2 separate regions of the Homo sapiens genome follow, and region 2 is linked to region 1. The links are chromatin loops, found by intact Hi-C in ENCODE. Cell type or tissue: CD4-positive, alpha-beta T cell. All regions are shown on one strand. Links, peaks and the distances in the headings refer to the core of each region. The heading gives the core; the rest is flanking DNA. Region 1 overlaps RYR3 (ryanodine receptor 3). Region 2 has its middle 21 kb from the start of FMN1.

What was found. Hi-C counts contacts between places; a loop is a spot of excess contacts. Peaks named below come from ENCODE experiments on the same cell type or tissue, not always from the same donor. Only the 100,000 strongest peaks of a DNase experiment are listed, where the experiment ranks them.
Region 2: it touches region 1 in a loop (9-fold over the local background); 5 of 110 quality-filtered maps call a loop at or near these places.

What each region holds. Positions count from the first base shown.
Region 1 is chr15:33,692,671-33,709,462 of GRCh38, reverse strand. RYR3 (ryanodine receptor 3) reads right to left here. Exons shown (of 104, transcript NM_001036.6): 39 at 12,972-13,245; 40 at 11,467-11,581; 41 at 9,630-9,759; 42 at 8,383-8,486; 43 at 2,409-2,544. It also overlaps the pseudogene C1QBPP3. Among named protein-coding and RNA genes, the nearest start is that of CHRM5, 270 kb to the left of the region's middle. In CD4-positive, alpha-beta T cell, for the core only: CTCF peaks have their summits at 8,348 and 8,574 (motif pointing right); a DNase peak (open chromatin) is centred at 8,572.
Region 2 is chr15:33,207,582-33,223,985 of GRCh38, reverse strand. No RefSeq gene overlaps it. Among named protein-coding and RNA genes, the nearest start is that of FMN1, 21 kb to the right of the region's middle. In CD4-positive, alpha-beta T cell, for the core only: a CTCF peak has its summit at 7,515 (motif pointing left); a DNase peak (open chromatin) is centred at 7,515.

The DNA.
Region 1 (16,792 bases), core at 4,050-12,049:
CATTTAAACAATAGCACTAGGTTTCCTGAGCACAGCATGCTTTAGCCTTTCAGCTACTGTACATGCTGCTTCTCAACTGAATCTATGTATTTGGAAACTTGACCTTTCAAAGCTTATCTCTAACATCACCTCCTCCATTAGGCCTTTTCTGATCTCCTCAATAAGATATAAGTTTCCCCTCTTGAACCCCTTCAGTGCTCTCTCCCTGCCTTACTCCACTTACTTTTATTGTAGTGATCTCTGTCCATGTCTGCTCCCCTTAAAAGACTGAAAATTCTTTGAAAGGAGAAGCTGACATCCTTTGCCAAAACTAGACACGGCTACTGTTAGATATGAGCTCTAAATTTCTTTTCAAAGAATTAATATGTCATTATGTTCAATTCTTTGCCTTCTACTTTCAAACCTAACTTCCTCCTAAAGCAAACTTTTTCGATTACCTGCTCCACCCTGACTCATTCTGATCACCTGCTCCACCCTGACTTATTCTGATTACCTGCTACCTGCTCTGTCCTGACTCCCGCCGAAGCACTCACCCCGTCATTCTATTTAAATCGGCCAATGGGAATTAGTTTAGCCTGTGCGGTCTAACCCTAGCCAATAGGGGAACGACACAGCAGCAGGGGCCACGTGCATCAGGAATAAGAACCCCCTCCCCTCCTTTGTCCAAGTGTGTGCTCACCATTGCTCCATCTGTAAGGGCACACCCTTCTAAAGAAGTACCTTGCCTTGCTGAGAATTAAAAAGAAAATTTTATATTCAAGTGCTATTTCTTTTGTGGCACCGAAACTTTATATATATAACACTATTATAGAGACAAACATTAAACTGAAATCCACAAATATTTCTATTGATGGGCCAGTTTGCCAGAGTTTGTTGCATTATAGAATTGTAGTGCAGAAAATATATTGAAAAGATATAAAATAACCTGAAAACAAAAGGGGTGGACCAAACCTTTTGGTCTAGAGTTTAGTTCAATATTGTTGTACCTAACCCACAAAAGCAAGTGTTAGAATTTAGCAATCCGGGTAGAAGAAGAGCCAGTCGATTCCTTTACCTTCACGATCCAGGTAGATGGTCTCATAAAATGACTCAAAAAGCTCTTGATCTTGACTGTGAAGGTGACCAAGATGAATAAATTGGTTCTGCCTTGATCAGATTTGTCTGCAAACAATCTATTTACATAATTTGGCGAGCTGTATAAATTCTTAATATCCATTTCATACACCCACAAATTTGCTTTACTCCTACAGTAACTCCGTGTTAATTCTGGACATGTGATAATTTGGATACAAAGTGAACCAGGCTATTAGAGGATACTCTAAAACTGCCCTCAAGAGAAGAAAATGGAGGTTAGCAAAGCTGGTGATAAACAAGAAGGATGCAGTGATGAATACGCAGAGAGAAGCAGAGAGAGTTGATTAGGAAGTTGGCTGGGTGGGTTCCAGGGATAACAAGCAACCACCTCAAGGCCTGCAATCTAACCAGGACAAGGAGAAAAGAAACCATTTAAATATTAAGACTATAGTATAGTACAGTGAAGAAAAGTAAGCAGGTGAAATGGGAGGGTAGAGAGACAACAAGAAAAGCACACGGGAATATAATGATCACATTATATCAACATATTTTGAGACAAATTCTTAGAACAACTGGCATGATTGTGTGTTAGCTGCAATCTCTCTTTGAGATCACCTAACCTGCTTAGTGCAATTTGTTAGCCTGGAACCCCAAACTGAGAGAACAGAGAGGGACTATAACTATAATGTCAATACAAATGAATTAGTATTATAACAAAAATTCTTAGGAGGCAAGGCTCATTTTCAAGAAAGTACCCCACTTATTTACATAATATTCAGCATATTATTCCAGAGCAACTAAAGAATTCTGGTTGTGTTGGAATTCACTATAAATGGGAGGTAGATTGTATTATGACAAATAATATTTAGGGTTGTTATAGCAATTTTTTTCTCCTGGGAGTTTACTTATCTTTTACAGCTACTCAGTTATACTTGATTTTATTCATTCATCCATCCATCCATCCAACAGTCCAGGGATCTAGATGTACATGTGCATTTAGCTCTGTGAAACAGGTGAGGTATTAATGATGATATTCATAAGGCCCCCTTTTACAGTGCAGAGAGATGACCTCTCTGCGGTGAGTTTCTTGCTGGACCTGGGACTAATGCTCAGTGCTCTGTTCACTGGACTCTACTCTTTATCCTTGTCTGGCCTGATTCTGAGATTTCTCTTGCCAGCCACCAAACACCTGTGATTCTCCCTAAGATTTCTCTTGCCAGCCACCAACCCCCTATTTTCAGATAAGAAGCAATGGAAAGGATATCCTTTTCCTTGTAGGTATCCACGATCATGCTATTCTGGGTATAAGAGGTATGGAAAAATGTGGGACTCACTGTTCACGAAGACAGCAAACCTCAGGAAGGACAGGTAGCGTTCCCCTTCAATGGGGTTCCAGCCGACATCAGGGTATCCTTTGGCCAGAAGCATGGGGCAGCTCTGTAGGCCACAGCCTGCCAAGTAGGTCACCACCTGCCAGAAACAGTACAAAAGTGTTCTTTCGCACGCATTAGGATGGCTATTAAAAAACACACCTCAAAAAATAACAAGTGTTGGTTGAGGATGTAGAGAAGTTGGAACTCTTGTGCATTGCTGGTGAGAATGTAAAATGGTACAGCCACTGTGGAAAACAGTACTACAGATCCTCAGAAAATTAAAAACAGAATTGCTATATGATCCAGCAATTTCACTTCTGGGTATATACCCCCAAATAATTGAAAGCTAAAATGTGGAAGCAACCCACGTGGCCACTGATGGATGAATGAATGAATAAGCAAAACGTGATATATACGTACAATGGGATATTCAGCCTTAAACAGGAACAGAATCTTGATACATGCTACAACGTGAAGAACATTGAGGACATTCGCTAAGTGAAATAAGCCAGTCACAAAAAGACAAATACCGTATCGTTCCATTCATAGGAGGTAATTTGAGTAGTAAAACCCATAAAGACAGAAAGTAGAATGGTGGTTGCCAGGGACTTGGGGGAGGGGAGGGAAGAATGGAAAGTTATTGTTAAGTGGGTCTAGAATTTCAGTTTTACAAGATGAAAAGAGTTATGGAGATAGATGGTGGTGACAGTTCAACAACATTACAAAAGTATTGAATACTACACATACAGTTAAAAATGATCAAGATAGTAAATTATATATTTTGTGTATTTTAACACAATAAAATTTAAAAATAAATCTTACACGTATGTAAGAAACAAACAAAGAAAGAACTGCTCAAGTTTTTATTTTTTTTTTTATAAGATAGCTGTGAGGCCTGTGAAATTCTAAGAACTGAAAGGCTTCCATTTCCCTGGAGGCTAGAAAGAGCCTCCAATTCATTTTTTGTTTCCAAGTGATTAACAAGATTGATTATCATTGTTATGTAGGAACACACCATGTACTGTCAGTTCCTGGTTTTTCCAGTTCTGGCAAGAGGGAGCTGTCATTTAAAAATAAGCCTAGCTAGCGTACATCTGGGGAGACAACAGTGCAGGAAAAGAAGGGCCCACTGGGGGCGGGCCATGTTCACTTGGCCATGGTATTGCAAGGCTACAATATTCAGTCACTGACTGACCCAGAGTGGGCCCTTGAGTAATCAGGGGTGTCTACTCTCGTTCTGCATCCACAACAGCTGTCCAAAGTCAAAAGCCAAGATGTTGAGGTTGGGATGGCCAGAAAAAGAGATCCCCATCCATTAAGGACTGGGACTGGTGGTGGTCTCTTTGCTTCCAGGTTACCAGACACTTATCACGAGATCTCTGTGCTAGGATCTTACAGAAGATTTTAGATTCTGTTCTACTTTTCAGCAGCTTTCAGGCAAAAAGCCTGGCAAATATACCTTTGATTAAAACGCAGTTGCTATTCTAATTTCACCTTTGATATCTTATGTATACACAGAGAAGAGGAGAATCCACAGTGCTCCAAAATCCTCAAAGTCAGAGATGGTGTTTTTTAAGATTTTTTTTAACCTCCAGGGCCTAGCACATAGTAGCTGTTCAATAAATGTTTGTTCAATGAATCACTTACTTGCTGATGTCAAATATTCTATTTTGCAAGTATAATAAAAATAAGGCCAAACTCAGCAAGAATCTATCACCACACTTTTTCCTTCTTAAACCAGTAAAGATAATATTCTGCTTAGAGTTCAGATTTGATTTTGTCTTTAAAATGTCAGGGAAGCATCAATAAGGGCCAGAATTGGGCAGAGTTTTCAAGATTGCAGGTGCAGACATTTCACAGGCTGCTATAATTGCCCATATGAGAGAGAGAGAGAGAGAGAGAGAGAGAGAGAGAAAGAGTGTGTGTGCATGTGTGTGTGCATATGCGTGTGTGTATGTGTTGGGGTAGGGCTACTGTTCAATCCTAAATGATCTAATTTCTGGCGTGATCAATAGAAGGAAGAAACTCCAGCATACCAGTCCTTTGCTGTTCTTTCCTGTGAACCAAACTTGGGTAATTTCCTGACATTGGGCTGAATAAAGTCTATAGCAGTGTGCTAAGCCACCCCAACTACTTGAAAACGGTGTGGCAAACCTCATCCCCTTTACAGATTTCCCAAAGCGCCCATTTCTTCCCTCTCCAGCTTGCTGGCCTGCGTTAATCACATCTGACTTCTTCCAATGGAGGCTCCATGTCTTTGCTGAGCAACACTGTTTCAAAAGATGAACTGAGGCTGAGAATAGGATATGGAGTTCAAAACCTTGTGGCATTGCCTTGTCCAAAAAGACCCATTCAGCTGCTTTTCACACAAGCATCGGTTATCGTCATACCACCTAAAACACTGAGCTATTTATTGTCATCTAAATGTACGAATAACAGAGTTTGGCTGAGGTCTCTCCCTCTAGATGCAGAGACCATGAATAGACACAGCATTTATGGAAGCTCTCACGACAGGTGGCATGGTGCTTGAGTCTTGTGTGTATGCAGGAGGTGGCTGGTACCCTTCACAACACAGGCCTACAGAGCCTGGAGGAGCAACTTCTAACATTTCCCTCTGGTCTGGTCATTTTCACTTACTCCGTTTGCAGCTGGGATTGCTTATTAAAGTTAACCGTAAGTTATATTGACTGGGACTTCTTTCAGCAGATTTTTTTCTTTCTTTTTTTTTTTTTTTGAGACGGAGTCTCGCTCTGTCACCCAGGCTCCCAGGCTGGAGTGCAGTGGCATGATCTCGGCTCACTGCAACCTCTGCCTCCCGGGATCAAACAATTCTCCTGCCTCAGCCTCCTGAGTAGCTGGGACTATAGGCACCAACCACCATGCCTGGCTAACTTTTGTATTTCTTTTTAGTAGAGATGGGGTTTTGCTATGTTGGCCAGACTGGTCTTGAACTCCTGACCTCAAATGATTCACCTGCCTCGGCCTCCTGAAGTGCTGGGATTACAGGCGTGAGCCACCATGACTGCCCTCTTTTAACAGAATGTTAAAAAGCAAGGTTCTTCTATTATGGTATTATTATGGTATTGGGTTGTTTGATAAACATCATATTTGATAAGGCCAGTAAATAGATTCTTTCCTTGATTCCTGCTTTTAACTTAATGATTTATAAGGGACCCAATGAAGTCCATTGGAAATACTGATTGAATCTGACAAAATAAAAAAAAATGCTTTCACTTAAATTTGTCGCCTCAAAATATTATTGTAAAAATGTCTGATATTTCAAAATACTTTAAAGAACAAAATAAAATGACCAACTCAAAGACAAACCCCTCTGTCATGGGCTAAATTGTCTCCCGCAAATTTCATGTGGAAGCCCTAACCCTCAATATCCCAGAATGTTTCTGTATTTGGATATAGGGGCTGTAAAGAGGTGATTAAGTTAAACTGAGTTGTTGGGGTCATGTCCTTCAAGAGGAGGAAATCTGGACACACAGAGAGATAGCAAGGATACGTGCACACAAAGAAAAGACTACGTGAGGACACAGCAAAACAGTGGCCATCTGCAAGCCAGGAGGTGAAGCCTCAGAAGAAACCAAACCTGCGCACACCTCGATCTTGGACTTCCAGCTTCCAGAACTGTGAGAAAATAAATTTCCGATGTTTATGTCACCCAACCTGTGGTACTTTGTTATGGCAGCCCCAGCAAAGTAATATCCTCTCTGACTACAAGGAAAGTTCCTCCCATTAGAAATATGCTGCACAAACACGGGCGTTTTGTCTGTCTGGTTCATGATAGGCCCTCAGTAATTATCAGTTGAATGCATTTGAAATAGAATTTACTAACTGAAAAATGTCAACGAATTATTGGTGGGTAATTATCATCTCATCTTAATAGATCAGACATGGTTTTGCAGCTTGGCCAATGATTCTCTGCCAAGGCCTGAAACAGCAGAATCTTCGTGAGTGGTAAATCTGTGTTCTGTGTGGCTGCCTCAGCTAGAGGAAGGCCATCTGCTGCCACAATCGTTTAATCAAGACAACCCCTCTCTCTCTTTCCTCACCCTGTCTTCTTTGAGCCACCCCACGTTCACTATGCGACACGAAGAAAAAAATGTGTATTTATTTCTCAATTTTCCCTCTCAGCTTCTCAGATACTAGATTTGCTGGGTTTTCTCATCCTTTTGGCTGCTCCTCTTCCTGTTTTTTGTTGGTGCCTTTTCCTCAGCGACTCCCTTAAATATGCTGGTGGTCCTCAGGGCTCTGGCCTGGCTATGCTTCTTTTCTTGCTCCAGACCAGCCCTTGGAGTCACCTCATGTACCCCCAGCGCTTCAACCACCCTCTGTGTGCTCTATCTGCAGCTCAGAGAGCTCTCCTGAGATATACTGCCAGGTCGTCAATTCCCTACTTGACAATGCCATTTGGGAGCCCTGGGGCCCCTTAAACTTGACAGACCCCAAACTCATCGCCGGCCTCCTCAGATCTGCTCTACCTCCTGCACTCCTTGGAGGAAAACATGGGCTGAACTGATATCTAATTAATGGCTGCAACTTGTCCTGTGATAGATCGGTCCCCTGGCTTCAAACGCTTCTCACACCCACTGCATCAATATTAATTGAAGCCAGCACAGTCTTGGGCTTTGATTACTACCAAAACTCTCCTCCTTGCCTCAAGACTTGTTTCTGTTCAGTTCTTCTTACTGAAACTGGGGTGTTTTCTAAAATATGAATTGTATCGTGTTGCCCCTTTGCCTAATACTCTCCAGTGGTTTCCACCACTCTTGGCTCTACGGTGACCTCCTGTAATAAAATGGGTAGGAGCACTGCCTCCACAGCCCAGCGCTCTCGATGCCTGGCTGTGCCACTGACTAACCGCATGACACTGAGGATGCCACCCAATCTCTTTATGCCTCCACTTCCTTGCCCGTAACTGGCAGGCAACAATGAAAGGGCTTGGTCTGAGGGTCACGTGAGTTCATTTGTGGGAAGCATTCAGAATAAAGCCTGGCACAGTGTATGAGCATGAATTTCTTTTAGTAATAGAAATGGTAGCATAAGTTCAATTCCTCACTGCTTCTGCTGCATTCTCACCACATCCCCCAGGTACTCTGTGCTTCAGTCATACCCAGTCTCCTATTCCCCAGCACGCCATACTCTCCTCTCGGACATGCAAACATCCCTGGCATGCTTCCCCAACAATGCGGCTGATCAGCTTCTACTCATCCCTCAAGTCATGACTGTTTCTGAGTGACCTTCCCAATCCCCTAGTCAGGCTCAGGTGCCCTTTTCCGTGTGCTCCCAAACCCCCTACATAATGATGACCTTTGATTTGTCTTTGACTTGCCCACGTCCCTCCTCTCCACCCCCCTCCCCCTCCAGGTTGCTCTGCTCCACTCAGAAGGTCACACTGTGAATCCTGTCAGCCCTCCGGTCAAGGACATCATTTAAAGAAAGGGATGGGGAAAAGACGTAGTGAGGCCGCCTCAACCAGCTCCACCACCAGGAGCTTCATCCACACTCCCAGCAGAGGGCAGCTCAGTTTGTCTCAGTTACACATGGAAAGGACACTGATTATACAGTATTCTGCCATGTCTCTTCCTTCCATAGGTAGATTTATAAATCTGTAAATTACGCAGAACTTTATTAGGAACCACCGGCATCTGGTAATGTTCCATGTAGACCAACGAGGCTGGGCTTCCACACACGAAGAACACAAATGTCCACATGTCTCTGAAGTTGGCTACCTGTGTTCACAGGAGATCCCTTGGTCATAATCGTTGTGCTGCTACCGGTTACTCACATTCTTTCACACTTTCCCTACAAGCCCACCAAGATGACGATACAGTGACAGAGACTCCATCCGTGGTCTGCTTATCCTTAGCTTAGCTGCACTACAGGCCGAAGAGAACACCACACTGCCACCCCAAGGGCCGGTTACCTTCTCGAGGTCTGGTTCCTCTAAGCTCAGCGCTAACTCATTGTTGTCCATCACAGAGGAAGCTGCCACATCCAGCGGGGTGGATCCCCTCATCGACGGGGAGGCTGAGGGAGGAGGGGAGAATTAGCAAGAAAAGGACAGAGGAAGACACTCAGTGCTGAGCTGAGACTGCAGTGCACGTAAGCGGACAGGAGAGGGCAGCAAACACACTGAAACCTGGCTTACATGACCGTTCTCCAATGGGACAGTCCGCTTGCATTAAGAACAGCTCTATTAGCTATCCTTCCTCCCCACATTCATTGCCGTGAATACGAATTAATACAAAATCGGTTCACACTACCAACCGGGACCATGTATTTCCAAGTGCTTTTCTAACACAAAACTTCTTGAGGCCCCCATATCAGATGCCACTCGACCAACTAAGCCCAGTGGAACCTGTATATTTCTGGGGCTACCACCTAGAGTTTAAAAATAGCATCAAACAGCATTAGCTCATATAGTTTCACCAGGTCACCAATGTTGTTTTTGACTTGTTTGTTTGGTTCTCAGGCTAGAATTAAGAAAAACTTCAGGTGGCATTTTACAAAAAGGTTAGTAGCCTGAGGTTGCATTTGAGAAATAAAAACCCGTGAAACTTCAGTTTTCAAGTGCAAGTATTTGTGTATTACACACATTCATTTCGTTTATACCCAGAACAGTGAGTAAGGCATATGCAGTGACTTGCTTTTCTAGTGGTAGTGGTGGATTTACACTGTTTATCCACGATTGCTCTTGGCCAGTCTGCCTCCCCGCTAAGGAAAGCACTTGCTGGGAGGTTGATGGACAGGTATGCAGCCTGCAGCCAGCCTGCCAAGACGAGATCCGATCCATGACCTTGGTCTCATCAGCACTGCTCCCTGGTCAGTTGAGTGGGCTGGGAAGAGCTGTGCCCCCAGACTATACCTGCAATCCCAGGGGCATTTTGTAAACCATGGGCCACTGGTCCCAAGAGAGATGAGGTAAAACTGTACGACTATGCCAACACTAAACTGTCACCAATCTTGGCTGGTAGCAACATCTCTACTTCTGTTGGAGAACGTTCTTGTGGCATCGTTACTTCAATTGTTTTAAATCAGGCAGAGTCTCTTCTAGTATTTACAAATATCACAGCGTGCATGTGGCTCCTTTCCCTGTATTTTCCTAAGTGGTCAAAAGGGGGAGTGTAACCTTCGAGTTTGGATGTGGAAGTTACAAGAAGACTTACGCACCTAGGCCAACACTGCTATTCTCCAGAAGATAACTCAGATGCTCAAACATGGCCTTCTGATTTTGCCGGCTAATTCGACAGAAATAGCAAAGGAAACGGCAGCAGCTAGCAACCATCTTTGGAAATGCAATCTGTAGGGAGAAGTAGAAAGTGTCAGACAAAAGAATCTATCATGAGGCCTTTCTGAAAACTCTGACCTCAGAGTCTTAAGTGGGTAAAGTGTGAACACTTGGAAAAATGAACTTTCTCCTTCCATTTTTTTTCTCAAGACTTATTCATAGGAGTTATAGTTCCTGAAATATCTTTCCTCCAAGAGAAATAGATGTCAAACAAGAATCCCAATCATCCTCGGAAGTCATGTGAAATTGCATGACCTTCTACCAGGCTATTGTTTCCAAGTAGGAAGGGAGTGGACAGAATTCAGAGACAGAGAGAGATGAGAGAGAGAGAGAGGAGAGAGAGTGAGTGAGATGAGAGAGAGAGGAGAGACAGAGAGGAGAGAAAGTGAGGAGAGAAAGTGAGGAAAGAGTGAGGAGAGAAAGAGGAGAGAGTGAGGAGGGGGGAGAGAGAGAAAGGGGGGGAGAGAGAGAGAGAGAGACAGACAGACAGACAGACAGACACAGGTGATCGTAGACACATAAGGCCCACCAGTATATCAAAGCCCAAGTGCCCTGGGTCAAGGCTGGCCTCTACAGTTACGCAAGTCTGAAAGGCATCGCTCTCTGAGTCTTCCCTGACTACTTTTGTCATTGATAATTGCTCTTCTATGGGATTCCATAGCACTTGTAATTTGATTCATGCAGTCTAGCATGAAGATGCCATCTTACATTACTGTTGATTGTACTTGGCTTTTCTACTTAACAAAGTAACCAGCATCTCTAGGTTGGGCCAAATCTTAGTTTTGATCCTACAGTGCTCAATAAATGGTGCCAGTGTTAACCTTGCTCGGGATCCTAAGACAACCTTGATTTCCTCCTTTAATATCACAGAGGATGCTCTAAGCAATAAGGTTCAGAAACTTGTAGTCTATCTGCTCGCTGAGGCATCCAGACATGTGCTCAGGGATCTTCTGGAGAGATTTCACTTTCCCAAGAGATCAGAAGGAAGCCCATGAGGAACGTGACCCTGGCTTCTGTTCCTTCTACACACCCACCCCCTCCCCAGTAGCACTGATGAAACTGCACCAGAAATCATCCCTTCCTAGGACCCTGGCACTCTGGAATTTCCAACATTTGAAGCCATACCCGATCTACTGCCTGTGGAAGCAGTTTAACCGTGAGGAGGTCCCCAGCCCAGCTGGGATAAATGTCCAGTTGTGTCCTATCCCCACAACTCTCCCCTTAGCAACAGGAGCTCCCCCTGATGCGGGCTCCTTATGAGGGAGCTGGCAAGGAAACCTGGCTTCTTCAGGAGTTCGGTTGACAGAGGAAACATCAACACTTCTGGGGAAACACTGCCAGGATCACTATTGAGATCTTGTTCTCCTTTAGAACAGCCTTCTCCTGACTCAGCACAAAACACACCAGGCTCCTAAGTGGAAGTGAGTGATTCCATCTTGGAAAGAGCAGGGCTGCCGAATACGGGAAGTAAACTTAGCAACTGAATAGCCCAGTGGGATTAATGAAGAAAGTCTCCAAGCTTCAAGAGCTCTTACACAATGGGATTCCGTCCAGCAGCATTATCCCATCGCTTGGCTCCTTCTTGGCACTGTGCCTATCCCTTCCTCTCCCTGGAAGAGAAACTGAGGCAAGGGACACCAGCCACGTGGCTCTGAACAAGTCACCTCGTGCTCCTGCCTCAAGGGACAAGTTCTGGCTAGGTTCTCCTTTTAGCATTACCTGAGATTTCTCTGTACCCAACACGTTCACCATCACCTCCATCACCGTCTCGTGCATGCCCAGGACTCTCATGAGGTTGGGATGCTGGTAAAACACCTTGTTGTTCATTATGTCTCTAGGATAAGGATCAGAGAGAGTCTTCAGCACCTGCTTATTTATATGCTATGAAAATTCAGGGATGAGAACACACAAACACACGAGAGGGCAAAATAATATGAAAGTAACAGGCTGAAAAGATAATAAGAAAGCACTAGTTCAGCTGGAATATATGTGGAGGGCCATTTTAGCTGACTGAAATATTCTGTGCTCCTCTATTTCTAAGTACTTGCTTTTTCTCTTTGAAACATTTCTTTCTGATGACCTATTAAACATCCCTTGTTTTATTTTTTCTTGTAATAATTTTAGATATCAATGAAGCTTTTGGACAATAGTCTTTAAAAACTCACGACATTAAGATGTAAGAACAATTACATCTTTAAGTCATCCAATATAAATTCACAGAGTAAAGCTGCATGCAAATCAAAATACAGAAACAGCCTGGTAATTTGCTGTGTACTCCCTTGCTGGGTGGTTACTTTCTGGCTGCCCATTCCCCTTCTCTTGAGGGTTGCAGGAAACACCACCTCCAATTGCCAGTTTTTACTTCTGCTATGTCTACTACGAAGGCTGGGGAGAGAATAATTATCTAACTGTATTGTCTTCCCATAAAAGTCGCTTCATTTATGTAAGATTTCTCTTTGGAAATGAGTTTGACGAATGAGTGCATTTCCCTCCAAGGATCCTGAAGGTCCCTTTCCTGCACCTTGGTGATGCTCCTTTGGTATGCTGGCTCAAGGGTGGTAGGATGAAAAGTTAGGTAGGAGGTTGTCTGTAGGTCTAGTTCTTGATTCTAATAAAGTAAAACTGTAGGCTGGTTAGTGAATCTTTTTGGGCCTTGGTGTTCTCATCTGCAAAACAGAAGTGCTACCCTACGTGATTATAGGAAACCCTTTTGATGTCTAAAATGCTATGAATTTTTTTTGACTACATGGCTTCTAAGGGAGAGCCATGAGCTACTGTTAAGGGGAAAGTTATCTCAATGAACTAACAAAAACGACTCTAGGTTAGTCCTGAGAAAAGGGAGAGATCAGGTGGCAATTTTTCAGAGGGAAGTTTCGGAAGATTTCGAGTCAAAAGCTCAGGTGCTCAGATCATTTCTGTCTTGGGTTGAACACACCGTCCCTTCCTCCAGATGTTTTCATGGGCTCCCTGGGGCTATTTTCAAAAGATTAAAATCAAGTAACTGCTTTTCCCCAAGACTCCTCCATACTTTTAGCAATGCCTTTCACTGTGAGTAGTTGGGTCTCTCAGGTTGCAAAGGATATGACTCCATGAGGAGTGAAATTGGAATCAGTTCACACAAAGATTTAATATGATTTGATTCCACTATATCTCTATATCAAGGTAAGTCAGTTTTCCCACTTAAAGCTCCTAGAGAGAACAGCACGTAACCGTGAATCACCTACCCCAGCCCATTGATCATGAGCAACTCCTCTTCCTTGCCCATCCTGACACTGAGGAGGGAGCGGATTTGGCCCAGGGCAGCCAGCAGGTTGATGGTGTCGCTTACAGAGGTGTGGCTGATGGTGTAGGTCTTCCGCAGCGCCTGCAGCAGCTCCCCAATGCTGTCATACTGCCTCCGGAGGAGGTTGAACATCATTCGGACCAGCTCTGAATCCTGGATCTGGTCCTCCTGGGCCCAGCAGATCATCGTCTGTGAGATGAGTTCCTTCAATGTTGCTGGAAGGACAACAGGAGGGAGCAGGACTGTGGCTGTCATGGCTCAGGGAGAGCTGGGTGTTTCAGCCACTTCATGCAAATAGAAGACACATCATTGGTTGAGGTTACAAAATTCTTATTATAGGCAATGTGCAGTGGCTCATGCCTATAATCCTAGCAATTTGGGAGGCTGAGGCTGAAGGATTTCTTGAGCCTAGCAGTTTGAGACCAGCCTGGGCCACAAAGCGAGACCCTGTTGCTACCAAAAAAAAAAAAAAAAAAAAAAAAAAAGCTGGGTGTGGTTGCACACGCCTGTAGTCAGCTGCTTGGGAGGCTGAGGTGGGAGGACTGCTTGAGCCTTGGAGGTTGAGGGTGCGGTAAGCCACCACTGCATCACTGCACTGCAGCCTGGGCAACAGAGTGAGACTCTGTCTCAAAAAAAAAAATTTTTTTTTTGTATTTTAAGGGTGGGTTATGACATGCACAGAAGTAGAATATATCATCAAAAGACAAATAAACCGGCTATATAACAATAAAAGAATATCCCAATTATGAGTTGAGGGTGCTAACTATTCTATTTTGATTAAACAATACTTGCATCCACACTGGGCTGAGAGAACAGATCTAAAGGCTTTACAACGGGACATCTGAGCATCATCCTAAAGTCTGAACAGCCTTTTTTTGCACTGGATCTTTGGCAAGAGTCAGCTGACACTGCATCTTGGACTCCTCTCATAAGCATCAAGAGAAAAAAACCACAGTGACTTTGAATTCAGAATTTATTGGGGCTCATACTGGTTTTACGGAAATTTTACTGTCTATACAAGTAAAGGAAAGATCACTGAACTGGGACTCAAAACAGCTGTGGAACCTTCAGAGGTTATACTAAAAAGCCCCTGAAAATTGCTGATTGGCATTGGCATAGGAGGTAAAGGAGGAAGGGGACCTGTTGGAATGGCCGGGAAGGCACTGCTTACCCCTTCCCTTACCATCCACACTTCCAGAAGATGACAGAGGTGAGACATGCTGCTCTTAAATCACAAATGCATCCTACCCTGGCACTGCATATCACAGTCCTACAAGGTATGGATGGCAGGAAGATCCTTAATTCAGGCCAGGCAGTGCCAAGGGGACAATGAAGGTCACTCAGTCAATCAGTGAAAGAAAGGGGAGTAAACAGATCAGTGCTTCTGGTAGCCCGTGGCATCTCTAATAGTTGAGGTTTCTACTCCACATCACTATAGATGGCAGATGTCTGCTCTATATACAGTCTTGGCTCATCGTAAGGATATAAAAATAGAACTCAGTTACCAAGCTTTAAAAGAGACCTAGATGTAATGGATTAATTTAACTTACTGCTGTGTCTATCAACCCTGTCGGTGTGTTAGATTCAGATGGGACACATAAACTGAGAACCTTAAAAAAGGACACCCAAGTCAGAGAGAAGCACAGTTAAAGGATGTTCTCAAGAGACCTCACTAGGCAGGGACTGCAGACTAATACCTGTTAGGTTAGATAATATCTGTATCCTCTAGGGGCAAAGTCATTTAAGGGCTATGCTGGGCTCCTTGTCAGAAACCTGTTTCCTCAGAGTCCAAATATAAAAGTTCCTGCATCTCCTGGTTAATTCACATGTATATATTTTGGAGGAGAAACCCTAATTTTATTGTCTGTCATATTATTCAAAAAAATCTAGGCCAGGCGCAGTGGCTCACGCCTGTAATCCCAGCACTTTGGGAGGCCGAGGTGGGTGGATCACGAGGTCAGGAGAAGGAGACTATCCTGGCTAACACGGTGAAACCCCGTCTCTACTAAAAATACAAAAAATTAACCGGGCGTGATGGAGGGCGCCTGTAGTCCCAGCTACTCGGGAGGCTGAGGCAGGAGAATGGCGTGAACCCGGGAGGCGGAGCTTGCAGTGAGCTGAGATTGCACCACTGCACTCCAGCTGGGCGACAGACCAAGACTCCGTCTTGAAAAAAAAAAAACAAAAACTAGTAATAATAGATTTGTACAGAAAAAAGCAAATGAATAGTAAATGAGAGCACAAAAGAAATAATTTAAATTTGCTATTTTTTTTCCATGATATTAGGATGATAGTGCCTGGCTTCATGGTAGGATTTGTTCGCTGGCCAAAGCCTGCCAGAAAACTAGGGCTTTCAGTGTCTGTCTACTCTGCTGGTCCTTGACAAAACTTTTGAGATTTTCAAGAAAAGTAACGTCCTCCTGGTGCTCCGGAACTGTGCTGAGCTCCACCAACCCATCCACAAAAGCGTTTCCACCCCTTTGTCCTCAAAGAAATAATACAGGGCCTAGTCCGGGCACTCTGTGTTGAGTGTGTACTAGTGCCCTAACATCCAGACTTGCCATTGGACTGAAAGCTAACATCCTTGATGGAGAAAATGTTACTCTCCACCTGCTCTTGTCCAAACTCATCCTCTGATAGTGACAGTCAGCACCAGGACCTTCTTGCTATCATTCTTCATAACTTCAACTATGAAAGTGGGAGTTGATGTCAATTCAGAATCCTATTCTGCAACCTACAGCCCTTGGGAGGGCTCCTCCTCACCACCAGATGTGTGTGGGATGCTGTTGATAATGTTGAAAGTGACAGAGATCTTTCCCCTGGCAACTTGCCACGCTAATTTAGCTTCTGTTCCATTTAAATTCTAGCTCCCAACTTCCAGACCTCTTAGGGAGGGAATGCCTCTTATGCTTCTCGATTTCCCTTTCCTCCTTAATTTCATCACTCAGGAATTCAACAGAAGCTTTGTCTCCTTTGGTGTGCAGTGCACAGCCGCTGTAGCCCCAGGCACAGGGCGTAGGAGGGCCTAGGAGGCCCCAGGAGGCCAGGCTGCCATGCAGACCCCATACACATGCACACTGAGCAGCGCAAAGGGCCGGGCACAGGACCTGGGCGCTGCTGGAGTGGTGGCGCAGGCATGGTAGCATGGAGGGCAGCAACTGCAGAGCCCGGGGCACCAGGCATGCAGCATCACAGAGGCGACCACCAATACGTATGGATGCACTCCTAGTTATTACTTACGTAGTAAGAAGGAAAGCAAGACAAAAACAAAGACTCTTGGACCCAATTTAAGTTTTTCTAGTCCCGTCAGTACAATTTCCTCTAAAACCTATACCTTGGCTTGAAAGAATTATAGTTCTCACGACTAACAAAACAATTCTCTGCAGATATAATACATGCTATCCCAGTCCCTGCCACACTGGAAAAGCAATAATCAGATCTGGTGGAATTGCTAACCTGCTCAAGGACCATCTTCTCTTCAACAGAGAATTTTACAGAATCATAATAAAACCAAGTACATATGAGTTTCCTTTAACCTGGCTTTCAGATTAATTCAGGATTTGGGTAAGCTCTTAGCCTCACACTGACTCAAAAATCCAAACAAATATTTATGGCCTAGAGAGCATGTAAAGCAAAACACCTCACTAGAGGGCAAAATGGGAAAGAAAACACCCTTTTAGCCTCAAAGCATGAAGCAGCAAACACCTGCCACTCCATTCTTTGTCCAGGCAAGCCTTCAAAGTAAGTGTCAGAGAACGGGAT
Region 2 (16,404 bases), core at 4,405-12,404, 490 kb after region 1:
GTTCTTTTTTTTTTTTTTTTTTTTCTTTTTGAGACGGAGTCTTGTTCTGTCACCCAGGCTGAAATACAGTGGCAAGATCTCGGCTCACTGTAACCTCCACCTACCGCATTTAAGTGATTCTCCTGCCTCAGCCTCCCAAGTAGCTGGTATTACAGGTGTTGACCACCTTGCCTGGCTAATTTTTTGTATTTTTAGTAGAGACAGGGTTTTGCCATGTTGCCCAGGCTGGTCTCGAACTCCTGAACTCAGGTCATCTGCCCACCTCAGCCTCCCATAGTGCTGGAATTACAGGCTGACCCACCGTGCCCAGCCCAGAATTCATTATTTTTAATGGCTGCATAGTATTTCATGGTGTGTGTATATGTGTGTATATATATACCAAATTTTCTTTATCCAATCCACCATTGATGGACACTTAGGTTGATTCCATGACTTTGCTATTGTGAACAGTGCCCTGATAAACATATGCATGCAGGCATCTTTTTTGATAAAATGATTTATTTTCCTTTGTGAAGATACCCAGTAGTGGGATTACTGAGTCAAATGGTAGTTCTATTCTTAGTTCTTTGAGAAATCTCCACACTGTTTTCCATGGGGGTTGAACTAATTTACATTCCCACCAACAGTGTACAAGTGTTCTCTTTTCTCTGCATTCTCACCAACATGTGTTAGTTTTTTGACTTTTCAATAATAGTCACTCTGACTGGTGTGAGATGGTAGGTATCTCACTGTGGTTTTATTTTGTATTTCTCTGATGATTAGCTATGTTGAACATTTTTTTGTATGTTTGTTGGACACTTTTTGAGAAGTGTCTGTTCATGTCCTTTACCCACTTTTTAACGGGATTGGTTTTTGCTTTTTGATTTAAGTTTCTTACAGATTCCGGATATTAGTCTTTTGTTAGATGTATAGTTTGCAAGTATTTTCTCCCATTCTGTAGGTTGTCTGTTTACTCTGTTGATAGTTTATTTGCTGTGCAGAAGATCTTTATTGTAACTAAATCCCATTTGCCCATTTATTGTTTTTGTTGCATTTGCCTTTGAGGTCTTAGTCATAAATTCTTTGCCTAGGCCAATGTCCAGAAGAGTTTTTTTCAGATTTCTTCTAGGATTTTTATAGTTTGAGGTCTTACATTTAAGTCTTTAGTCCATTTGGGTTAATTTTTGTATATGCTCACCATATAGGTAGGGGTCCAGTTTTATTCTTCTGCATATGGCTAGTCAGTTTTCCCAGCACTATTTATTGAATAAAGTGTTCTTTCTCCACTGTTCATTTTTGTTGATTGTGAGTTTGTCAAAGATGGCTCTTATTATTTTGAGGTATGTTATTTCAATACCTAGTGTCTTGAGGCTTTTTATCATGAAGGGAAGTTGAATTTTATCAAAAGCTTTTCCTATATCTATTGAGATGATCATATGGTTTTTGTCTTAACTCTGTATATGTGGTGAATCACATTTACTGGTTTGTATATGTTGAACCAGATTTGTGTTCCAGCAATAAAGCCTGCGTGATTATGGTATATTAACTTGTTGATATGCTGCTGGATTCAGTTTGCTGTTATTATTTTGAGGATTTTTGCATCTATGTTCATCAAGGATATTGACCTGTAGTTCCATTTTACATCGTGTCTTTGCTAGATTTTGGGATCAGGATGATACTACTTTCATAGAATGAGTTAGGGAGGAATTCCTCCTCCTTGATTTTTTGGAATAATTTCAGTAAATTGGTACCAGCTTTTCTTTCTGTGTCTGATAGAATGTGGCTGTGAATCCATCTGTCCAGGGCTTTTTTTTTTTTGACTAGTAGATTTTTTTTTTATTACTGATTCAATCTCCCTCCCTTTCTCTCTCTCTCTCTCTCTCTCTCTCTCTCTCTCTCTCTCTCTCTCTCTCTCTCTTTCGTCTTTTTTTGAGACAGGGTCTTACTCTGTTACCCAGGCTGGAGAGCAGTGACACAATCTTGGCTCACTGCAGCCTCAACCTCCTGGGCTCAAGCAATCCTCCCACCTCAGTCAGCCTCCCAAGTAGCTGGGACCGCAGGTGTGCATCACCATGCCTGGCTAATTTTTGCATTTTTTGTAGAGATGGAGTTTCACATGTTGCCCAGGATGGTCTCAAACTCCTGAACTCAAGTAATCCTCCTACCTCGGACTCCCAAAGTGCTGGGATTACAGGGGTGAGCCACTGTGCCTGGACTCTGATTCAATTTTATACCTTGTTTTTGGTCTGTTCAGGATTTCAAGTTTCTTCCTGGTTCAGTGTGAGGTTATGTGTTTCCAGAAATTTACACATTTCCTCTAGATTTTCTAGTTGGTGTGCAAAGAGATGTTCATAGTAGTCTTTGAGGATCTTTTTTATTTTTTTGTCTTACTTTCATTTAGTTCTGTTATGATCTTTGTTTTTTCATTTCTTCTGCTACCTTTGGGTTTGGTTTATTCTTGTTTTTCTAGTTCTTTTAGGTGTGGCATTAGGTTGTTAATTTGGACATTTATATCTTTTTGATGTAGGGATTTAGCACCATAAACTTTCCTCTTAACACTGCTTTCACTGTATCCCAGAGAATCCCAGAGGTATGTTGTGTCTCTCTTTTCACTTACTTCAAACTTTTTTCTTTTTTTTAAATTATTATTATACATTAAGTTCTAGGGTACATGTGTACAATGTGTAGGTTTGTTACATATGTATACATGTGCTATGTTGGTGTGCTACACCCATTAACTCATCATTTACATTAGGTATATCTCCTAATGCTATCCCTACCCCCTACCCCCACCCCACAACAGGCCCTGGTGTGTGATGTTCCCCTTCCTGTGTCCACGTGTTCTCATTATTCAATTCCCACCTATGAGTGAGAGCATGCGGTGTTTGGTTTTCTGTCCTTGTGACAGTTTGCTCAGAATGGTTTCCAGCTTCATCCATGTCCCTACAAAGGACATGAACTCATCCTTTTTTATGGCTGCATAGTATTCCATGGTGTGTATGTGCCACATTTGCTTAATCCAGTCTATCATTGATGGACATTTGGGTTGGTTCCAAGTCTTTGCTATCGTGAATAGTGCCACAATAAACATATATGTGCATGTGTCTTTATAGCAGCATGATTTATAATCCTTTGGGTATATACCCAGTAATGGGATGGCTGGGTCAAATGGTATTTCTAGTTCTAGATCCTTGAGGAATCGCCACACTGTCTTCCACAATGGTTGAAGTAGTTTACGGTCCCTCCAACAGTGTAAAAGTGTTCCTATTTCTTCACATCCTCTCCAGCACCTGTTGTTTCCTGACTTTTTAATGATCGCCATTCTAACTGGCATGAGATGGTATCTCATTGTGGTTTTGATTTGCATTTCTCTGATGGCCAGTGATGATGAGCATTTTTTCATGTGTCTGTTGGCTGCATAAATGTCTTCTTTTGAGAAGTGTCTGTTCATCTCCTTTGCCCACTTTTTGATGGGGTAGTTTGATTTTTTCTTGTAAATTTGTTTAAGTTCTTTGTAGATTCTGGATATTAGCCCTTTGTCAGATGGGTAGATTGCAAAAATTTTCTCCCATTCTGTAGGTTGCCTGTTCACTCTGATGGTAGTTTCTTTTGCTGTGCAGAAGCTCTTTAGCTTAACTAGATCCCATTTGTCTATTTTGGCTTTTGTTGCCATTGCTTTTGGTGTTTTAGCCATGAAGTCCTTGCCCATGCCTATGTCCTGAATGGTATTGCCTAGGTTTTCTTCTGGGGTTTTTATGGTTTTAGGTCTGACATTTAAGTCTTTAATCCATCTTGAATTAATTTCTGTATAAAATTTCTGCCTTAATTTTTTTGTTTACCCAAAAGTTATTCAGAAGCAAGTTGTTTAGTTTCCATGTACTTGAGTGGTCTGAGAGTTCCTTTTTTTGTTTGTTTGTTTTTCAGACGGAGTTTCGCTCTTGTTGCCCAGGCTGGAGTGCAATGGCGCGATCTCAGCTCACCACAATCTCCGCCTCCCGGGTTCCAGTGATTCTCCTGTCTCAGCCTTCCAGGTAGCTGGGATTACAGGCATGCACCACCATGCCTGGCTAATGTTTGGATTTTTCATAGAGACGGATTTCTCCAGCTTGGTCAGACTGGTTTCAAACTCCCGACCTCAGGTGATCCGCCTGCCTCGGCCTCCCAAAGTGCTGGGATTACAGGTGTGAGCCACCACACCCAGCCGAGAGTTCCTCTTATTGATTTCCAATTTTATACCACTGTGGTCTGAGAAGATGCTTGACATGATTTTGGTTGTTTTTAATTTATTGAGATTTGCTTTATGACTCAGCATGTGGTCAATTTTAGAGAATGTTCCACGTGCAAATGAGAAAAATGTGCATTCTGTGGTTATTGAGTGTAGTATTCTGTAGATGTCTATTAAGTCCATTTGGTCAGGAGCCCAATTTAAGTCCAGAATTTCTTTGTTAGTTTTTTGCCTCAATGATCTGTCTACTGCTGTCAGTGGTGTGTTACAGTCCTCCACTACTATTGCATGACCGTCTATCCCCTTTCTTAGGTCTAGTAGTATTTGTTTTATAAATTTGACTGCTCTGATGTTGGGTGCAATTTTTTTTTTTTTTTTTTTGAGACAGAGTCTCGCTCTGTAGCCCAGGCTGGAGTACAGTGGGGTGATCTCAGCTAACTGCAACCTCCGCCTCCCAGGTTCAAGCAATTCTCCTGCCTCAGGCCTCCCAAGTAGATGGGACTACAGGTGCACACAATCACGCCCAACTAATTTTTGTATTTTTAGTAGAGATGAGGTTTCACCATGTTGGCCAGGCTGGTCTTGAACTCCTGACCTCAAGTGATCTACCTGCCTTGGCCTCTAAAAGTGCTGGGATTACAGGCATGAGTCACTGCACCCAGCCGGGTGCATTCATATTTAGGATAGTTAAATTTATTGTTGAATTGAACCATTTATCATTATAAGATGGCCTTCTTTGTCTGTTTTTTTTTTTTTTTTTTTTTTTGAGATGGAGTCTTGCTCTGTCACCCAGGCTGGAGTGCAGTGGCACGATCTTGGCTCACTGCAAGCTCTGCCTCTTGGGTTCATGACATTCTCCTGCCTCAGCCTCCTGAGTAGCTGGGACTACAGGCACCTGCCACCACGGCCGGCTAATATTTTTGTATTTTTAGTAGAGACGGGGTTTCACTGTGTTAGCCAGGATGGCCTCAATCTCCTGACCTCGTGATCCGCCCGCCTTGGCCTCCCAAAGTGCTGGGATTACAGGCGTGAGCCACCGTGCCTGGCCTCTTTGTCTTTTTTTACTGTTGTTTGTTTAAAGTCTAATTTATCTGATACAAGAATAGCAAAGCTGGTCTTTTTTGTTTTCCATTTGCATAACAGATTCTTTTTTTCTATCCTTTTACTTTTAGACTTTGGGTGTCAATGCATGTGAGGCAAGTATCTTGAATGCAGCAGAAGTTTGGGTCTTATTTTTTTTTTAATCCAATTTGCCATTCTATGTCTTTTAAGTGGAGCATTTAGGCTATTTATATTCAAGGTTAATATTGACATGTGATGTTTTGTTCCTGTGATAGTGTTGTTAGCTAGTTGCTTTGTAGTCTCAATTGTGTAATTGCTTTATAGAATCAGTTAACTTTGTATTTACATGTGCTTTTATGGTAGCAAATATTATTCTTTTGTTTCCGTGTTTGGAACTCCTTTAAGCATTTTTTGTAGGTCCCGTCTGCTGGTGATAAATTCCCTTAGCATTTGCTTTTCTAAGAGACTTTATATCCCCTTCATTAAATGAAGTTTAGTTTGGCAGGATCAAATCTCAAATTATTCAAAATACTTCTATTTAATACATGATCTCTTTGTTTGAAGCCCTTAAGGCTGTTCTGTTCTGTACAGTAGCCAATAACAACATGTGGCTAGACCAAAATGAGAAGTGTAGTAGGTATAAAAGCATCAGATTTCAAAGACTTATTGTGATATAAAAGAATGTTAAATATCTCGCTAGGAATTTTCTTTTTAGTTTTGTTCTCCCATTGGGTCAAACACTAATAATTTTTCATTCACTATATGCTGAAGTGTTAATATTTGAGATATGTTAGGTTAAATAATATATACAATCAAAATTAACCTTACTTGTTTTTATTTTTCTGTTTATCTTTTTAATGCAGTTTCTAAGGAATTTAGAGCTACATATGAAGCTTATATTTCTTTTCTTTTTTTTTTTGAGAGACAGAGTCTTGCTCTTTTGCCCAGGCTGGAATGCAGTGGTGTGATCTTGGCTCACTGCAACCTCCGCCTCCCGGATTCAAGCGATTCTCCTGCCTCAGCTTCCCAAGTAGCTGGGACTACAGGTGTGTGCCACTACGCCCAGCTAATTTTTGTATTTTTAGTAGAGACCAGGTTTCACTATATGTTGGCCAGGCTGGTCTTGAACTCCTGACCTCAGATGATCCGCCCACCTCGGCCTCCCAAAGTGCTGGGATTACAGGCATGAGCCACTGTGCCTGGCCGTGTAGCTTATATTTCTGTTGGACACTGCTACCTTAAATCATGTAGGTAATCCACCTATTGGGTAAAACAGTACAATTCTGGACTTACGGAACTATTTTGTGCCTTTCTTCCCAGAGATAAAAGGATGATACTCAAAAATCTACAAACTTATAAGATTTGCCATCTTAACCATTTGAAAGTGTACAATTCAGTGGCATTAAGTACTTTCACAATGTTGTGCAACAATTACCACTATCCATTTCCAGAACTTTTTCATCTTTCCAAACTGAAACTCTGCACCCTTTAAACAATAATTCTTCATTCACCTGTCCACCTCATCTCTACCCAGTCCCTGATAACCACTATTCTATTATCGGTGTCTATGAATTTGAGTATTCTAGGTACCTCACATAAGTGGATTCATACCATATGTGTCCTTTTGAGTCTGGCTTATTTCACTTGGTGTAATGTTTTCAAAGTTCATGTTGTAGTATGGATCAAACTTTTATTCTTTTTTAAGACTAAATGCTATTTCATTGTATAGTTGCCACACTTTGTTTATTCATTCATCTGTAATGAATGGAATGTGTCACTTTGTACTTACTGTGTTGCTTGTAATTGTTTTATTTTTGATGAAAGGATTTAGATTTTACCTATCTCATATTCTTTTATGGTTTGTATTGGAAGGTTTATGGCATAGGACTCTCAATAGATTCTTTTTAGTGAGTTGTGATTCTCAAAGCTATTTACAAGTTGCACCATTTTTAGAAGATCCAGGAGCACCAATTCTCTGCCATAATGTCAATTGATTTTGACAAGGTCAAAGAAACTATGTTTGCAAATGATCTGGCACCAGGTCAAGCATGCAAGACAGTCCTATTGAAATATTGAATTCTCATAATAGAATTTAAGACTAGAAATCCATTGTTATTCTGCTATAATACTTATCTAGTGCCTCCTGCCTATAGTCTTGAGGTAAATAGACATGCTATGTAATTACCTGGCTTTAGTGAGTCTGTGAGTAGCAGGCTAGGAACTGGGAAGTAAAACTCTTTCCTCAGGCAATGTCTCTCTAGTGCCCTCTATTGACAAGGTTTAACAGTCAACCAGCTGTCTTCTTGTCTCTAAAGACAAGAATTTAGATGGTTTATTAAAGATTTAAAATATACATATACATATATATAGATATAGATATAGATATAGATATAGATATATATAGCTAAGATCTTCCCACACAGTGCCACACAGTGTGCTGTGCTGTGCTGTGCTGTGCTGTGTGCTTCGAGGGATTATAAGATTTAGGAGACACTGGCTCTCCCAACCAGCACTCACCCTTTTCCACCCTGCTCTCTCCAGACCTGGAGGTTGGCTTGTATGAAGTGGATAAACAGGGCCCCCTGCTGTCAGTTGAGTTTATCCATGGTGGAGCACAAACACCAGGTAAGAGGGAGGAAGGAGAGTGAGATCAGGGCATTTCTTCTCACGGCCGCTCCCTGCAAGGTTACCACTAGCTGGTTATGTCCCTCAACCTGGGTAGCTCAACCCAGTTCTGCTCCTCTACACCTTTAACCTTTCCCTCCCTTCATCCTTATGACTTAGGTGTGTGGAGAAGAAAGAGATCCACTGGACTGGGTAGTTAGGAGATCTTGGTTGAGTTTTTCCAGGGTGCTTCTGTGGTACAAAGTGTGGGAAGCCTGGTAGAGCAGTGAGTGGACAGTGAAGAGGTGGGGAGGAGTAATCTTGGCTGTGAAAAGGGAAGAATTGAGGAAAGAGTTCCAAAGGGAGTAGTCTGGAGAAAAGGTTTCTATTTTCAGGCTAGGAGTCTTGAGAATGTTTCTATGCTGAGGAGAATTCAAGCATAAGCTGAATGAAAATGAACAGGCAGAGAGTAGATCAAAAGCATGGGGTTGAGGGGGACATTTGATTTGAACAGCTTGGGTTCTTAAGGAAGGGGGTCCTGGTGGGGAAGGGGGACATAGATACACCTTTAAGGGCTGTGTGAATGGGAGTTGATGGAGTTATTTCCTGGGAATCTCGATGCTTTCTGTGAAATACAACACTGGAGCCAAGGAGTTAGAGAAGATAGTGAAGTTTAAGCATCTGAGATGAGTGAGAGGAAGAACTGCCCAAGGACAAGCAAAAGAAAATCATAAATGGTTTAAGGGCTCAGCTGAGTCTGGATATTGTGGATTTCAGTGACCACACATAACAGGACTACTCTCAACAGTGTAGGTGTGGAGAAGTTTCACTGGGATTGGATCATCTTTGTGGGTTTTACCTGGTGTTTGCAGGGGAAGCATATGGAGTTCAGGGTGCTGATAAGAGAACTGACAATGGGACCCAGACTTAGTAATGAAGGAAAGTATCATCAGTAGAGTATTGACAACTTTGGACAAGTGGAAGATAAGGGTCTCGCGAGGGCTTTGTGAGAATTAGTTGTGATGATCAGTGTATAAATTTTGATCAGGAACTGTGGAGGCGTTCCTGCAATTGTATCCTACTTAGAAGCTAACAAGTTAGCCTGCCACAGGATACCAGCAGAAGACATGAGACTTCTGGGGCAGAAACAAAGGACTTTATTACTTGCAGCCAGGGCTTCATGTTCATTTGCACTGGTTCTCTGTCTGCTAAGTCCTAAGGAGGCAACACGAGGCCTGTGATAGATGCTTGCACACACAGTGGGTTGAGTTACAGCAGAGGGACACTAAGCTTGAGGAGTCACTATTTTATGGTAAGTACTGCGTAGTCAGGACAAAAGCCTCCTTCTTCTCCAAGAGCAGCCACTACCTCATCCCTCAAGGTTACTTACTACAGACACAACCTTGAGAAAAGGCCTGGCTTGAGAGTGGTCAGAGCTCAGCATTCATAGCAAGAACATACAGGGATGCTCAGGGCCCATGGCAGATTCTCGCATCCAGTAAGCATAGTATCTGGCAGACAGTTGGTTTCTAACACATATTTGCCATAATTAATGTCATGATGATATTCACGATTATATTGAGTCCTCGTTCAAATTCAAGGGAGATATAGGAAGAAGCCACAGATCCACAGTCAGGAGTATACATATTTTACTAGTGATCAGAGTTTAATGTTAAGCTCCAGCAAAATGAAAACTACACAGTGGTTGATTTATTTGGAGATAAAAGGCAAAGAAAATAAGAACAGGAAGTCTTTGAGTAAATTTGTTATAGAAATTTACTCCTGTTGTTACTGTGTATGTATGAAACCTTAAAATAGAACACGGGATAAGAGGTCTAAAGTGAATCAGTGTAATCATATCTCTATAAACATAATGGATAAATGTGAGGTGCAGAGAAAGAAACATAAATGTGGCTGAGAAGGTTAATCTTACATCATATACCATTCGCCTAAAAATGGAAACAGGGACAACTGGATATAGAAAACTGGAAGAAATATCCGGAATGGGTCCGAAGTCAAGGGAATGAACTACATTATCTTCCCAGACAACTAAAGTAAGATATTTTATGACTTAATTTGAAGGTAAAAATAAAAATACATGAAAACCCAACTTCCAGCTCTTTTCCTTAGATTTTCTGTCCCACACAAAGATGACAGGAATCTTATACATACTATTCTTATAAGCTTGTTTTGTCTGTACTTCTTGTCCTTTACTCTCTAATGTCAAAATCTTTGTGAGATTGAGAAGGTATTTCCAGCCAGAGAAAAGGAGTTTGGCTTATAATTGAATATTTAATGAAACCATTATTCTTTATGTGCTCTGATATTAATCTTAATTGAGAGGCTATTTTCTCAGGCTCTCTGGATGAGAACACTGCTTCTGGAGGGTCCTAGGAAATGCCCCCCCCCTTTTTTTTTTTTGAGACAGAATCTCGCTCTGTCACCCAGGCTGGAGTGCAGTGGCACAATCTCTGCTCACTGCAACTTCCACCTCCGGGGTTCAAGCAATTCTTCTGCCTCAGCCTCCTGAGTAGCTGGGATTACAGGCATGCGCTGCCATGCCTGGCTAATTTTTGCATTTTTAGTAGAGATGGGGTTTTGCTATGTTGCCCAGGCTGGTCTGGAACTCCTGACCTCAGATGATCCGCCTGCCTCTGCCTTCCAAAGTGCTGGAATTACAGGTGTGAGCCACTGCACCCGGCTGCTTTTTTTTTTTTTTTTAACACAATAAGATTATTCCCCCTATATTGCCCACCCCATCCCAAAGAAATATTCAGTGTCTAAGCCCTAGTGCAATCCGTAATTACTGACCTACAGTTCCTGGGTTTTTGGTTTTTCTTTTTCTTTCTTTCTTTCTTTTTGAGACAGAGTTTCGCTCTTGTTGCCCAGACTAGAGTGCAATGGCGCAATCTCGGCTCACAGAAACCTCCACCTCCCGGGTTCAAGCGATTCTCCTGCCTCAGTCTCTCAAGTAGCTGGGATTACAGGCATGTGCCACCACGCCCAGCTAATTTTGTATTTTTAGTAGAAATGCGGTTTCACCATGTTGGTCAGGCTGATGTCGAACTCCTGACCTCAGGTGATCTGCACACCTAGGCTTCCCGAAGTGCTGGGATTACAGGCGTGAGTGAGCCAGCATGCCTGGCCTTTTTTTCTTTCTAGCTAAATTTGAAAAATCATTAAAAATAAAAAAAAAATATTAAGTACAAAAGGAGAAAAGGATTAAGACTAGTTCTACCCAATTGAATTGAATGGTGGCACATCTGTCCTCTTAGGCTTATAATTCTGGGTAGCTGGTTTTTGCTCAAGTGATTTTATTTCAAATTAGTCAGGTGGGTCCATTTTCAGAATTTGGTTTGTGAAGGATTTGGGGCAGCTGAATTAAATTCCAACTGGATTTGCTATAGCTCAGCTGGGCCACTGATTCTTGGTGGTATTGAATCCTCAAGGCCAAGAAGAAAGTTTCACCAGGGTTATTTCCAGGCAGATCCCAGGTTCCTGAAAACCCAAAGATCAGACGCAGAAATTGTCCATGTGTGTGTATATATATATATATATATTTTTTTTTTTTTTTTGAGACGGAGTTTCACTCTTGTTGCCCAAGCTAGAGTGCAATGGTGCGATCTCGGCTCACTGCAACCTCCGCCTCCCAGGTTCAAGCAATTCTCCTGCCTCAGCCTCCCGAGTAGCTGGGATTACAGGCATGCACCACCACGCCCTGCTAATTTTGTATTTTTAGTAGAGACGGGGTTTCTCCATGTTGAGGCTGGTCTCGAACTCCTGACCTCAGGTGATCTGCCCGCCTTGGCTTCCCAAAGTGCTGGGACTACAGGCGTGAGCCACCGCACTTGGCCGTCCTTATATGTTAATATGAGGATGAAGGGAAAGGAAGGAGGGGTGATTTAGATTGTATCAATATAATATTTGCCTAGCAGTAAAAATTTAATAGTGTGACTTTCTAATCTTCCACATACACAGTATAAAAGAGATTCATTTTTAAGAAGTTTCCATGTACTATTACTTTATGTAAATTTGTTTAAGTGATGGCTTTTGAAAATTTATAAACCTCCCCAGCCATTTCGTCTAAGAACTCAATCAGATGGCAAGAAGTTTTGTTAACTAGCTTAATCTCTTTAATTTGCCAAAGATAAGCCAACTGGCTTATGGAGGGAAATTATCGAAAAAGACAAAACAAAAGAAGGCGCCTCCTCTCCATCCCTCATATTTTCCTATATATTTCATACAGTCAAGATAAAATGTCTTAAGTTTCTATCCTTGTTTTGTAGTTTAAATAATCAAGATGAATTAAGTGTAAAATGCTGCCCTAAATCAATGATATGCAAATCTCTGAAATAAAATTTGAAAGTACAGAATTCTAAGGGTGAAGACTAACTTTCTATCAATTCTTCTCCTCTCCCTCTTTCATATTCTAGACTTGTTTAAGATATGGGTATTCAAGTCACACGACCTCTGGCAAGGAGCCAATGAGTCTCTGCCCAGCATGTGAGCCAGATGGCTGAACTAGGGAAGATGATAAATTCAGATGACTTGCAGAGACATCTGGTAACCTCAGGCCCAGCTCCACTCCAGGGGTGAATCTGGCCTTTTAAAGAAAGTCCTTTGAGACATACTATTTAAGCGCTGATGGTACACAATGAATTGTATTTTTGTGAATGATAACACTAGTAATAACAGCTGGCCTGTCAATATTGTGGGAGCAAACACACTCTCCTTTCACTGTAACAGAAAACTAAACCACCTGCTGGCTTGGAGGGGGCAGTACCCTGTAACAAGTGTGGATGGAAGGAAAGATCAGATCTCTGTTAAGTGTGTCTCGTTCTTGCTCCTGTTTTCCCTTATCCACAGGGAATCATAATTCCCTGCTCAGTAGTTAACATTGTCTTCTTCCTGGTTAGGAGCATCCTTATATCTTACATGACTCTAGTATTCAGGCATTAGATGCTTCTGTGTAACTGAGAAGAAAAACAAACAACAACAACAACAAAAACAAGCTGAACATCTTGTCCTAAAGAAGACCTATTGTGAAACCCATCCAAAAATCCAATAAGTAGGAGTGATATCTGCTGGTGAGTGAATTGAGTTATCTGAGGTGAGGCTGAGCTACTAAAGCAGTAAGTACAATAAAAAAGACAGCAGCCTGGAAGGGCTTAATGTGTGTTCTGGTCTTTAAGACGCAGTATTGGCACTGCAGAAAAAAATCAGAAGAACTTTGGCCGAGTAGCCTTTTAGCACTTGTTTGGGGGCAGCTCTGGTGTGGTGGATAAAACTCTGGCCTCAGAAATAAAAGACCTTTGCTCTAGTCTAGGTTCTGTAGCCTTATCTTGAATTTTGTCTCTGAACTTTATAAAGAGTTGGTGTAAGATTAAATGGTACAATAATTTAAAGCCACTCATGATTTTGACCCCACAGGATTATCTGACAATGTCTGGAGACATTTTTGGTCTTCAGTTTGGGTGATGAAAGGTGCTCCTGACATCTAGTGCATAGAAGCCAGAAATGCTGTTACACATTCTACATGCACAGGACCGTGACCCAAAACAATGACTTATTTGGCCTCAAATGTCAATAGTGTTGAGATTTAGAAATCCCAATTTCATCTTCTTGCTTCTGCTTGACTATGAAAGGGAGTCTGATAAATTGGAATGTCTTAGTCCATTTTCTGTTGCTGTAATTAAATACCACAGGCCAGTCCTCAAAGCCAAGAGGAAAGTTTCAGCAGGTTTATCTCCAGGCACATCTGAGGTTCTTAAGAAACCAGAGAATAGTAATTTGTAAAGAATAGAGGTTTATATTGCTCACAGTTGTGAGGCTGAAAAGTCCAAGGTCAGCTGGCTGTGGCATCTGGTGAGGTCTTCTGGCTGCATCACAGTATAGCAGAGTGCATCACATGGTGAGAGGGCAACAACATGTCAGCTCATGTCCCCCTTCCTCTTTTCATCAATCCCCCAGTCCCATCATGGGGACCTGATATAGTCTGGCTCTGTTTCCCCATCTAAATCATCTCTAATTGTAATCCCCTTGTGTCAGGAGGGGACTGGTGGGAGGTGAATGAATCATGGAGGCAGACTTCCCCCTTGCTGTTCTTGTGATAGTAAGTGAGTTCTCACGAGATCTGGTTGTCTGAAAGTGTGTAGCACTTCCCCCTTCTCTCTTCCTGTCTCTCCTGCCACCATTAGAAGAAGGTGCTTCCTTCCCCTTCACCTTCCACCATGACTGTAAGTTTCCTGAGGCTTCCCAGTCATGTTTCCTGTTAAGCCTGAAGAACTGTGAGTCAACTAAACCTCTTTTCTTCATAAGTAACCCATTCTCAGGTAGTTCTTTATAGCAGTTTGTTCTTACACTGCTATACAGAACCCCACCCTGATGACCTTATATGATCCTAATTACCTCCCAAAAGTCCCAAAAGGGTGAGCTTTCTGGGTAGATAGCTGTTTGGAGGAGGAACAGGTAGATAAGGTTGGGGAGCGCAGCTTCAGGTCTTAATCTGGGTCCCTTGTGGTTCTATATGGGCCTGGTTATCAGTTTTTTCTGGCCACAGCTACCAAGTTGGTAGGTGAATAGAATGAGAGGTTATTGTTGTAAAATTTACATAAATACTTGGTACTTACGTCAAAAGACCCCTCTGAATCTCTGGGTTATAGCCATAGCGTTAGATAGTGTAATACATTGGAGTCTTATCCATTTGTTGGATTTACACAGACTCTTTCAGCTTTTTTTTTTTTTGAGACGGAGTCTCGCTCTGTCACCCAGGCTGGAGTGTGGTGGCGCGATCTCAGCTCACTGCAAACTCCACCCCCTGGGTTCATGCCATTCTCCTGCCTCAGCCTCCCGAGTAGCAGGGACTACAGGCATCCACCACCACGCCTGGCTAATTTTTTTGTATTTTTAGTAGAGACAGCGTTTCACCGTGTTGGCCAGGATGGTCTCGATCTCCTGACCTCGTGATCCGCCCGCCTCGGCCTCCCAAAGTGCTGGGATTACAGGCGTGAGCCACTGCGCCCAGCCTTTCAGCTTATTTAAGTAAAGAATTGCTACTTCTTAAAAGCTACGTTTAAATTTAAGATACAAGTTCTTGTCTTGGTTCTGCCACTAGAACTTTGAAAAAACCAATTATCTTTTTTTGGGAACTCATCATCTACATATGATTCCAGATTATGACTTTTATGCATGTACTTAGATGCAATAAAATGAGAAGCAAAGGGACGAAATTATTCAGAAGACTGCCAGTGACAGAACTGAAGAGCTTAATATGGCAAAGAAAGCAGAAATGGAGAGATCAGCAGCCCTTTATGTAGGCATATAATCTTTATATGTCTAATGCTGGGATCACAGAGAGTGTCTGTGGACTATATATGCACTGGCCTTTCATCCTCAATAAATCTCACTTTACCAGCTAGACACACTCACTCACTCACACTCACACACACAGACCATAACCAGTTCTGGTTTTAAAATGGATATATAGGTGTCTTATTATCCAGGATAACAGTGTACCTGATTGGCTATGTGTGAGTGGCATTTTAAAATTATTATTCGAATCATTTAAAATATACCACTACAGCTCCTTAATTTATGGTAATTCTTAATTATTTTTGAATCATAGAATTCTTTGAGAACCTAATAAAAAGCTATGGGTGCCAGGCATGGTGGCTCACATTTGTTATCCCAGTACTTTGGGAGGCTGAGGCAGGTGGATTGCTTGAACCCAGGAGTTCGAGACCAGCCTGGACAACATGGCAAAACCTCATCTCTACAGAAAATACAAAGATTAGCCAGGCATGGTGGCATGAGCCTGTATTCCCAGCTACTTGGGAGGCTGAGGTGGACGGATGGCTTGAGCTTAAGAGGTTGAGGCCTCAGTGAGCCATGATTGCACCACTGCACTCCAGCCTAAGGACACAGGCATAATATTCTACATTATAATTTCAGGAAATTTATAGACATTGCTGAGGGAGAACCTTAAAGGCTCCAAGTCAAAAATTGCTGGAAAATGTACTGTGGGGTGAATACTTTTATCAGGTGAGTAATCCCATAATCAATCCTCTGACATAAGTATGTTTACAGGGGTTGAAACTCAAATGTCTATGGGGTTCAGGTGGGAAATCTAAATGAGTGGCTCAGAAAGGACATAAGGCAATATAACAGGAAGTGGAGGGACTATGGAAACCTGGTGAGCTCATGCTGCTTGCAAAGGTAGCTGCTGCTTAGCTACAACTATCCATTGGCATGTCGACTCAGTATCGCCAGAATTTAGATTTTTTATAGAAAGATAAAAATCTAGGCAGTGGCTCGTGTCTGTAATTCCAGCACTTGGGGAGGCTGAGGTGGGTGGATCACCTGAGGTCAGGAGTTCAAGACCAGCTTGGCCAACATGGCGAAATCCTGTCTGTACTAAAAAATACAAAAATTAGCTGGGCATGGTGGTAGGCACCTGTGATCCTATCTACTTGGGAGGCTGAGGCAGGAGAATCGCTTGAACCTGGGAGGTGGAAGTTGCAGTGACCCAAGATCGT